Linked DNA regions of Homo sapiens: region 2 is linked to region 1. Evidence: chromatin loops called from intact Hi-C (ENCODE). Cell type or tissue: K562. All regions are shown on one strand. Region 1 overlaps PLCL1 (phospholipase C like 1 (inactive)). Region 2 overlaps PLCL1 (phospholipase C like 1 (inactive)).

Region 1 (5,000 bases):
TTTTTAATTATACTTTAAGTTTTAGGGTACATGTGCACAATGTGCAAGTTAGTTACATATGTATACATGTGCCATGTTGGTGTGCTGCACCCACCAACTTGTCATTTAACATTAGGTATATCTCCCAATCAGCATTCATTTTTAAAACTGTGGCAAAATATATATATTACAAATTCATCATTTTAACTATTAAATTAAATTAATTTATTTTTGAGACAGGGTCTCACTCTGTCACCCAGGCTGGAGTGCAGTGGAGTAATCATGGCTCACTGCAGCCTTGACCTCATGCGCTCAGGTGATTCTCCCACTTCAGCCTCCTGGGTGTCTGGGACCACAGACACACACCACCATGCCCAACTAATTTTTGTGTTTTTTGTAGAGACAGGGTTTTGCCATGTTGCCCAGGCTGGTCTCAAACTCCTGGGCTCAACCAACCCCCCTCCTCAGCCTCCCAAAGTGTCGAAATTACATGCATGAGCCACCATGCCTGGCAATTTCAAGTATTTTAAAGTTATAATTGTGTGATTTTAAGTGTATCTATAGTGTAGTGCAACCATCACACCACACATCTTCAGAACTTTTTCATTTCCCCATACTGAACGCTGAAACTGTACTCATTAAACACTAACCCTCCATTTGCTCCTCCCTCCAGCTCCTGGCAACCACCATTCTCCTTTCTGTTTCTATGAATCTGACTACTCTGTAACCTCACATAAAATAAATCATATGATATTTGTCTTTATGTGACTGGCTGTTTTCATTCATGTTGTAGCATGTGTTCAAAATTTTCTTGTTTTTGGAGGCTGGATAATATCCGCATTTTGTTTATTGGTTCATCTTTTGAAGGGTACTTGGGTTACTTCCATCTTTTAGCTGTTACTAATAATGCTTCTGTGAACATAGGTATGCAAATATCTGTTTGAGTCCCTGTTTTCACTTTTTTGGGGTATATACCCAGAAGTGTAATTGCTGGATTGTATGACAATTCCATGTTTAATTTTTTGAAGAACTGTCACACTGTCTTCCATAGTGGCGGTACCATTTTACATTCCCATGGGTTCCAATTTCTGCATACCCTAGCCAACACTTGTACTTTTCTGTTTTTATTTGTTTGTTTTATAATAGCAATCCTAATGGGTGTGAAGTTGTATCTCATTGCGGTTTTGATTTGCATTTCCCTAGTGACTGGTGATGTTGAGCATTTTTTCATGTGCTTTTTGGCCATTTGTATATCTTCTTTGGAGAAATGTCTATTCAAGTCCTTTGCCTGCTTTCTAATTAGATTGTTTGTTTTTGTTGTTGAGCATCAGCATTCTTGGGTAGGATTTCTGGTGACCCTGTGCTGGTCCCTGTGTGCTCCATCATCAGGGTCAGGGAAGCATACAGATGGCACACTCCAGTGGAGGAACTGAGGAGAGCTTGGTGAAGAGATTATTCTCAGAAGTGTGGGCAGTGTTGAGATACTAACAAGGGATGTTGAAGTGCCTTGTGTAACAGTGTAGAGTCATTATCACCCCTGGGCCTGAGGGGACAAGGAGAAGGCATGAGGACAGAGAGCCTAGAGAGAGCTACATCTGCAGGAGAGGACTGCCCAGCAGAAGCTGTCAACTTCTCTAGAACCTGTGCTAACCCAGCAGGGAGAAAACTGGGGGGATAAATACCCCATTCTCTCTCCCCTTCCTTGTTCTTGTCTTCTGCAGGTGCCTCCTGTTGGACAAATGTAGCTGGAAGTCTGTGATAATTTCCATCAAGGTCAGTCTCTTGGGCATAGAGCAGGATAGTAACAGGTGGAGGCTGGGTCTACAGTGGTAGACAAGATATATCCAGCACATGAGTGGAATTCCTCTTTGGTCCACAGGATCTTCTACCCATTGTTGGGAGTGCAGTTACTTCTCAAACCACAGGCTTTTCTCTGCTGCCCTAGGCTGCTTCAGTGAGTCACTTACCCTTTAGGGTTCTCAAGAGTGTGAGTTAGTCGCCATTCCACCACAACCAGGAAGCATGTGAGCTCTAAAAATTCCACTGAAGCTCCTTACTCTAGGCTTGAGGTGAGGGACAAATTCTTCCCCAAATTCTTCTTGCGGGGAAGATGAGACTCATAGCACACCAGTAACTTTCTCCAAATAGTCTTCTGTAATCTCCAACTACCTAGACTTTTATGCCCTCAGTAGAGATGAGGAGAAGGGTAAAATCTAGGAAACTGCAATCTTTACGCAGTCCTTTCACACCTCACTGTGAAATATGCTGGCTATGGGCTAGGAACTTTAGCAGAAACTGGGGCTGAATTGGTTGTATTTTAACATCCTGTAACAAACATCATATGCAGTCCATATCCCTAAAAGTTTGTATATTTTGGTAAATATAAACACATTTTTAAGAAAGTCATCTGAGTCAGAAATGGGAAAGATTGCTTTATATTTGGGATTACTTCATATTTGGGGATATAAGATATGCTTTCTTTGACATTTTCCCAATGTAGAAACACAGGCCAAATAGGATAACTCATGAATTCCATGAAATTTATCCAAGTATCTCTTAGCTTTAAGTAGCTAAAACCTAAATTAGGTAAATGAAAATATTTCAACATTTGGTAAGGTGTGCCTAAATTAAAGTTCACACTAGAAACATTCTTGTTTAATTTCAGGTGAGTTCAGTAGAGTAGTTTCCTTGGCATAAATAATTTCACATCTAACTGTTTATACTTTTAAATGTATTTTAATTGTGAAGGCCTAATTTCTGAATTTAGTTTAGAATAAACCTCTAGCCATTTTCTTTCTTATGTATGTGATCCCCAAAGCAGACGTGTCCTAGGCATCAGTTTTCTTATCTAATCAGAGAACCAGTGAAGAAAGGAGGAACCTGTCATCTCCATGCAGAAGCAAGGGATTAAGTGATTAAGCTGTCATTTCTCAAAGCCTTTCTCCAATGCTTGCCCCATAAGTTTTGGGTTTTAAATGAGTTTAGTGGAATTCTGCAGTCTTAACATATGGCACATATCCATGACTTCAGTAAATTACAGGTACTAACTTTTGTTCTTTCTGGTGCAGATGTGTTATCATTTTGCTCTGTTTTGTTTTATAATGTCAGCCTTCTCTGTGTTATTAATGTAGTGTCATGTGCTACCATTTTAGGTAAAAAGCTTTTTCTGTTATTTCCTATGAATCTCCTAGGAATGGACCCATTTGGAGAACCAGACTGTTCATTCTTTCCTTTCCCTCCTTTTCTCTTCTTCCACTCCTTCAAAGTATTGGTTGAGTTGCTATATTATGTGTCACAGGCATTGTTCCAGGTGTTGGAGAATCTGAAATGAAACACAAAGTCCCCCTGCTCCAGGAGCTTGCTATCGCCATCCAATGGAAAGGAAAGCAACAAGTAAATAAAAACTGCCACATGATATACATGTCAGACAGGAGACACATGGTATAATGAGAATACCACAAAGGGGCCTAATGGGGTGACCCAAGGTGGGTCCTGAGGGTTTATGAGGCAATAGTTCCATAATCAAGGAGAAGAAAGGCAACCCTGGGCGGAGAGCACAGCATGGGAAGGCCAAGACCAGGGAATCCCTGGCATTTGAGCAGTCAACAATCTCAGCGTCAGCCATGTTCATGGTGTGGTACAGTGGTACTTTTGTGGAGGCATACATTTTAAATTCATGCCCTGGGTGGCCAGTGTACAGGAGGAAATCACTTAATGGGGGGGCGTGTGCCCAGCTGGCTGCTGGTATCTGCTTCTTTGTTTGGCTCTGTCTTTTGCTTGCTATCCTAGATGCAATAACTCCTATGAAATGAAAGCAAGAACTTTCTGTCTTAGTGACAAATGGTCATCTTATGAGAGTTGAAAGGTTAAATTGTCACATGAGTTTATGCACAGGAAATGTGATTTGGGGGAGAAACAAGTGCCTCTGCAAACATTTTTGTATTTGGGAAGTGGGGATGATTGCAAGGTTTATGCCTGCAGCGACAGGGAGGGGGCTGCATACATCATGTTGTGTGAAGAGACGGGGCATTGGAGGAAGAGCAGGTTTGTTCAAGGTGACGGGCAAGAGGGAAAGGGAAAGGAGGGAGAAGAAAGATGGAAGGAGATGATGAATTCTGTTGAGTTTGAAGAGAGATCCAGGCCAGAAATGCTGGTTAGGAAGGCATTGGTGCTGCATGGTAGTGGAAGTCACAGGGGTGGACTAGGTCATTTGAAGAATGCACAGAGAGATGAGAGGGCTAAGGAAAAATCTGAGGAACAGCACAGGGCATTTTTAGGGTAGTGAAACTATTCTGTATGATACTGAGGATATGGTAGATAAATGACATTATATAGTTGTCAAAAGTCATAGAACTACATAACACAAAGAAAACTCTATTGTAAACTTTGGAATTTAGTTAATAATAATGTATCAATATTGGTTTATCAGTTGTAACAAATGTACCACCAGAATGCAAGAGGTTAATAATAGGAGAAATTGTGCAGTGTGGGGAGAGGTGAATATTGTAGGAGCACTGTATTTTCTGTAAACCTAAAACTGCTCTAAAAATAAAGTCTATTAATTAAAAAAAAAAGCCAGTGAAGATCAGTTATGTGCATAGCAGCTATACTTCTGCAGAATCTCCTTGGTGAGCGTGCTTTTTTCAGGCTTACATAATACAGTTAAAAGAAAGAAAAATAACACTCCCCTCACAGAGAAATAATCAGCTGAACAAATCACTAGTTATCAGAATGCAGGCTGTAGTACATCCTGTTTTTCTAACTCCTCTAAATTTACTAGTAAAGCAACCCAAATTGCATGGAGGAGGGGAGGTCATTGCTTGCTGTCAAGGCTGCACTAATGACATTAGGGTGGCATTAGCGTACCAGGGCTCTCCTAGTCCTCACTACACCACATTTTGAATGAGTTTTGCTTGGACAAGTGTTGAGGGTGAGGTGGCGGGAGAGGGAAGGAGAGAGATAGCTTGTGCTTTGTCCTATTACCTGAACCAGACTCAATTGTCAAACATTTTTAGTGTCGT
Region 2 (5,000 bases), 52 kb after region 1:
TGTGTTGCATGGTTTCCTAACTGGTGTTACTTCCACACTGTACTTGAACTATATAAAGAACTTTGCTCTCAACTCAGGAGGAATCCTGCGAAGCTCAAGTTTGTATTAACTTAGAGAGGAACAATTTCTGTAGGTTGGGACAAATTTTAATGTATATGTTATAGTACTAATTTTATTATGTAAAAACTACACATAAACCAAAACCATAGGGGTTTCAAATAATCATTGCAAATTATGATTAATTTAGTAAGACTTTAAACTGTTGTTTTCTTCTGATTTTTAAAAGTGAGTCATTATCATGTAGAAATTTTGAAAAATGGAGAAAAATAGAAAGAAAATAAAAATTGCTCTTAATCTCAACTTCCTGGAGATAGTCACTCTTCACCTATTTTTGGGTGAGGGGAGGGGCACTTTATTTTTTAAACTGAATCATATTAAACAACCTTTGTTTCCTACCTCAATAGGTCAATTGACTTTTAATTCTGGTTTCATTTTCTGAAAACTCTGTAAGGTCAGCAAGCAAAGGTGTTAGAAGTAGGTAGCATATAACATAGGAATTAGCAGATAGCTTATTTCTGTGGGAAATAGAAAGGCTGACTAATCTGTGACATCCAGTAACTTTTTACTGAGAAAAATGTGGTTGCAATGAGTAAAGTCTCCCATGTCACTATTCTGTAGAAGATAAACAATGTTTTAGCTTTATTATGATTTATACCGTATTCTTTTCAGGATTAACTCTAAGCGTAGAACATTTTAGTTTTATACCTTGATTAGAATCATTTATTTATATCCCAAAACATAGAAATTAATTTGGGGTGATAAGTCCTTTTGTTGTCAAGTTATTTTTCTCTTAACATTTGTATATAGTTTTTTGTATTATGTTTCCTAATGGAACTCACATGTCCATTAGAGTCAACTGATTATTCAAGACAGATTTGCTTTAATCTCCCAGTGTTTATTCAGTTTCATTTAATATTGTACTTTTATGAGGGTTATGAATCATAGGAATGTAGATAATATGAAACATATTGCATTATTTTAGATGGAAAGTTAGACTTTGTAATTTAGATAGGTTGTCCTCATTTTATTACATAGGGCATTTTCACTATTATCTTAACTGTGGAAATATTTGATGAGTCAGTTCATCTTGTTTTATAGAATTTCCAAATTGACATGAAAAGAAATAATTGTTTTGCATTAATTTATATTTAATATAAGCACTTGAGAGGTAACCAGGAATGGGAGGAAAGGAGGAAGACATTCATGGATATGCATTCTAGAGTAATGAATTTCAACTGCCGGAAATCAATGGCTCTGCCAGATTCATATGTTAATTTTTAATGAGTAGACATTTACTTAGAAATTGATTTATTTGGACTCAGATGAAAAGCAAAAATGGCTGAAAATTGTCAATAATAGCATACAATTGCCTCTTTAGGTTTAGCTGTGATTATTTTTGAAATAAAATCCTCAGGGATGTTGGAAGTGAGCCCTAACAGGGTACACATGTACCATTTTATTTGACAGAGATCTTCATTGCATATATCCTACCACTTTTCATTTCAATGTAACGAGCAATCAAAAACTGCTTGTTGAGTTTGAATAAAAAGGGTGACTGGTGGGGGGTGGTAGTATTTGTCCCTTTTGATGTTTTCATAGTTTAAGTTTGAGGTTGGCAAACTATAGCCTGCAGGCCTAGTCCAGTTTGCCATCTGTTTTTGTAAATAAAGTTTTACTGGAACACAGACATAATCATTTGTTTATGTATTGTTTATAGCTGCTTTCATGCTACAGTGGCAAAATTAAGTAATTGCAAGAGGAGCTATCTAGACTGCGAAGCCTAAAATATTAGTATCTAGCTCTTTACTGAAAAAAAATTTCAACTAAGTTTAGTTAAACTTTTCCCTTATAGTACTGTATTTCTTAAACCTGATGGTATACTATTGTTTAACATGTCAATATGGAATCAAATTACCAAGATGCTAAAGGAGAAAGAAACCTGGCCGAATAGGAACAGCTCCAGTCTACAGCTCCCAGCGTGAGCGACGCAGAAGACGGGTGATTTCTGCTTTGAAAAATTTTTCAGATAAGACATAAATAAGTAAAACAGAGAAAGATATATCACTTTATAATCGAGGGCTAAATTGTATGATAGTATCAAAAAACCCTTTTCAGGCTCAGTGGCTCATACCTGTAATCCCAGCAGTTTGGGAGGCCCAGGCAGGTGGATCACTTGAGCTCAGGAGCTCGAGACCAGCCTGGGCAACGTGGTAAAATCCTGTCTCTACAAAAAGTACAAAAAATTAGCCCGGTATGGTGGTGTGTGCCTGTAGCCCCAGCTACTTGGGAGGCTGAGGTGAGAGAATCATCTGAGCTTGGAAAGTCAAGGCAGCAGTGAGCTGTGATTGAGCCCCTGCACTCCAGCCTGGGCAACAGAGTGAGACCTTTTCTTTAAAAAACAAAATCAAAACAAAAAACCAAAACCTTCATATATTCTGTATCATAAATATATGTGAATTGAAAGTCACTTTAATGTGGTCAGAGTCAGAGTTCTAAAGTTCTCAAAATTGCAATGTTAGCATACTAATGTAGTAGGATATGTTTTGATGTTTTCGTCTAGAAATGGGAACATCAACTTAGTGCCATATAGTTATATGGTTGTATCTAGGTTAGCCAGGGTTCTAAAGGAATCTAGAGCTTTTCTAGAAATTGTGGGGTCAGAAAGGATGATGTACTAGGCTTGCTTGAGTATGAACCAGGAGAGATGCATGTGTGTGTATGTGTGTGTGTGTGTGTGTGTGTGTGTGTTTTGTTTTGAGAGGGAGTCTCACACTGTCGCCAGGCTGGAGTTCAGTGGCACGATCTCGGCTCACTGCAACCTCTGCCACCTAGGTTCAAGTGAATCTCCCGCCTCAGCCTCCCAAGTAGCTGGGACTACAGGTGCACGCCACCAGGCCCAGCTAGCTTTTATATTTTTATTAGAGATGGGGTTTCATCACGTTGGCTGGGATGATCTCAATCTCTTGATCTTGTGACCCGCCCACCTTGGCCTTTCAAAGTGCTAGGAATATAGGCATGAGCCACCACGCCCAGCCAAAAGATGCAGTAATTTCAGGTAGTTCTATGATCAGTATATAGGGATGCCACCACAACTGTTTCTGAAGAACACAATTTTAATAGGACCTAGGTAGGGAGGCTTAGGATTAAAACATGTTGAAAATCTGTCTTCAGGGACTAAATGAAGCTGGAATAAATAACATGGCACACAGTTGAACATATATTGGGGAAAAGGGTGATCTTGGAAGGGGCACTAGAAGCAATTATAAATTGGTGTGAACTTATATGTGAACATAAATAACACAAGATGATACATTGGTAACTTGTATCATTTACATTTGGTTTTGTATCTTGAGTGTCTTGCATAATAATAAAGCAGATCCCAGCTTTAAAGAGTGGAGTGTTTCTGCTCTATATTGAAATAACTATCAGAGGGCAGGGAGGTTAAAATCAGAAGTAGGTACGCTCCTTGCATAACTCTTCCATGCGAGTGGTGGCAGATTAAGAACCTTCTGTAGTAGAACCATTTTGTTACACATTGCCAACCACAAAATTTCATAGAGTCAAAAAATAAAAATAAAAAAAGAGGTCAATGTGGTGGCCTGGACTAACTGGGAAAAGCTTTATGGAGAATATTGGATTTTCTCTCAGTTTCTGTTCTGAGTAAAGTATGAAGCTGCCTTTATAAAGAAGCAAGTTGGTGACTCTGGGATTTGAATGAGTTTCCCAGTCCTGTTGGGGTACTATAATAAAATACGTTAGGCTGGGTAAATTATAGTCAACACAGAAATTTATTGCTTTACAGTTCTAGATGATGGGAAGTTCAAGATCAAGGCACCAGCAGGTTTGGTGTCTGGTAAGGGCCTGTTTCTCATCAATGATACCTTTTATGTGTTCTCACATGGCCCAAAGGGGCAAACAAGCTCTCTTAGACCCTTTTATAAGGGCACTGTATTAGTCCATTTTATGTTGCTGTAAAAAATGCCTGAGACTGGGTAATTTATAAGGAAAAGAGGATTGACCTGGCTCACAGTTCTGCAGGCTGTACAAAGAAGCATGGCACCAGCATCTGCTTCTGGTGAGGCCTCTGGAAACTTCCAGTCATGCAGAAGGTGAAGGGAGAGCAGGTGCATCACGTGGTGAGATAAGGAACAACAGAGAGGGAGAAGGAGAGAGAGTGGGGAGGTCCCAGACTCTTTTCAACAATCAGATCTCATGTGAACTCATTACCATGGGGAGGACACCAGGCCATTCATGAGGGATCTGTCCCCATGACCCAGACACCTCCCACTAGGCCCCATCTCCAACATTGGAGATCATATTTCAACATGAGATATGGAAGGAACAAATAACCAGGCACTAACCATATTCACCTCCTAGCGGCCCCACCTCCCATTACCACTGCACTGGGGACTAAGTTTCAACATATGAATTTTGGGGAGCATAAGCTTTCAGACCATATTCAGCAATGAGCATGGTTTGTGTAGAAGAAGAACTTGGGCAAAGTGAATGGCTTATGCCTCAAGTTGAGCAGATTAGTTGCGTAGTAAGAAAGGTGAGGGGAGATAAGGGTGGGAGAGTGATGGAACATAAGGGAACTAAGGTACCACTTGGGTCAGCCTAGTTTCTGTGATTCCGTTACATTATGGGATTGAGTGTTTAATGCTCAGTGACATCTCATAGAATGAATCATAGGGAGACCAAGTGGTGTGCACAGGTCTACCTGGTTTGGGAATCACTGAGATTGTTTTGCTCTGCTCCAAGTTGCAACTGAAGACAAATCACATTCCTGGAGGGAAAGGAACATCAAGTGACTAAAATGCAACAGCATAAATCCTCTCTCATAATAGACAGCACCTGTAGCCTTTTGACCCTTTGTTCTAAATCTTTTATAGAAGAGTGTAGGATGTAGATAGGAAATAAATAAAATTGCCTCCTGATTT

Evidence for each region. Hi-C counts contacts between places; a loop is a spot of excess contacts. Peaks named below come from ENCODE experiments on the same cell type or tissue, not always from the same donor. Only the 100,000 strongest peaks of a DNase experiment are listed, where the experiment ranks them.
Region 2: a loop joins it to region 1, with 2.2 times the contacts of the local background. A loop is called at or near these places in 4 of 110 quality-filtered maps.

What each region holds. Positions count from the first base shown.
Region 1 is chr2:197,992,071-197,997,070 of GRCh38, forward strand. All of the region lies in intron 1 of PLCL1 (phospholipase C like 1 (inactive)), which reads left to right. Among named protein-coding and RNA genes, the nearest start is that of PLCL1, 190 kb to the left of the region's middle. In K562, no CTCF peak of the experiment used is centred here; a DNase peak (open chromatin) is centred at 2,851.
Region 2 is chr2:198,044,387-198,049,386 of GRCh38, forward strand. All of the region lies in intron 1 of PLCL1 (phospholipase C like 1 (inactive)), which reads left to right. Among named protein-coding and RNA genes, the nearest start is that of PLCL1, 240 kb to the left of the region's middle. In K562, no CTCF peak of the experiment used is centred here; no DNase peak of the experiment used is centred here.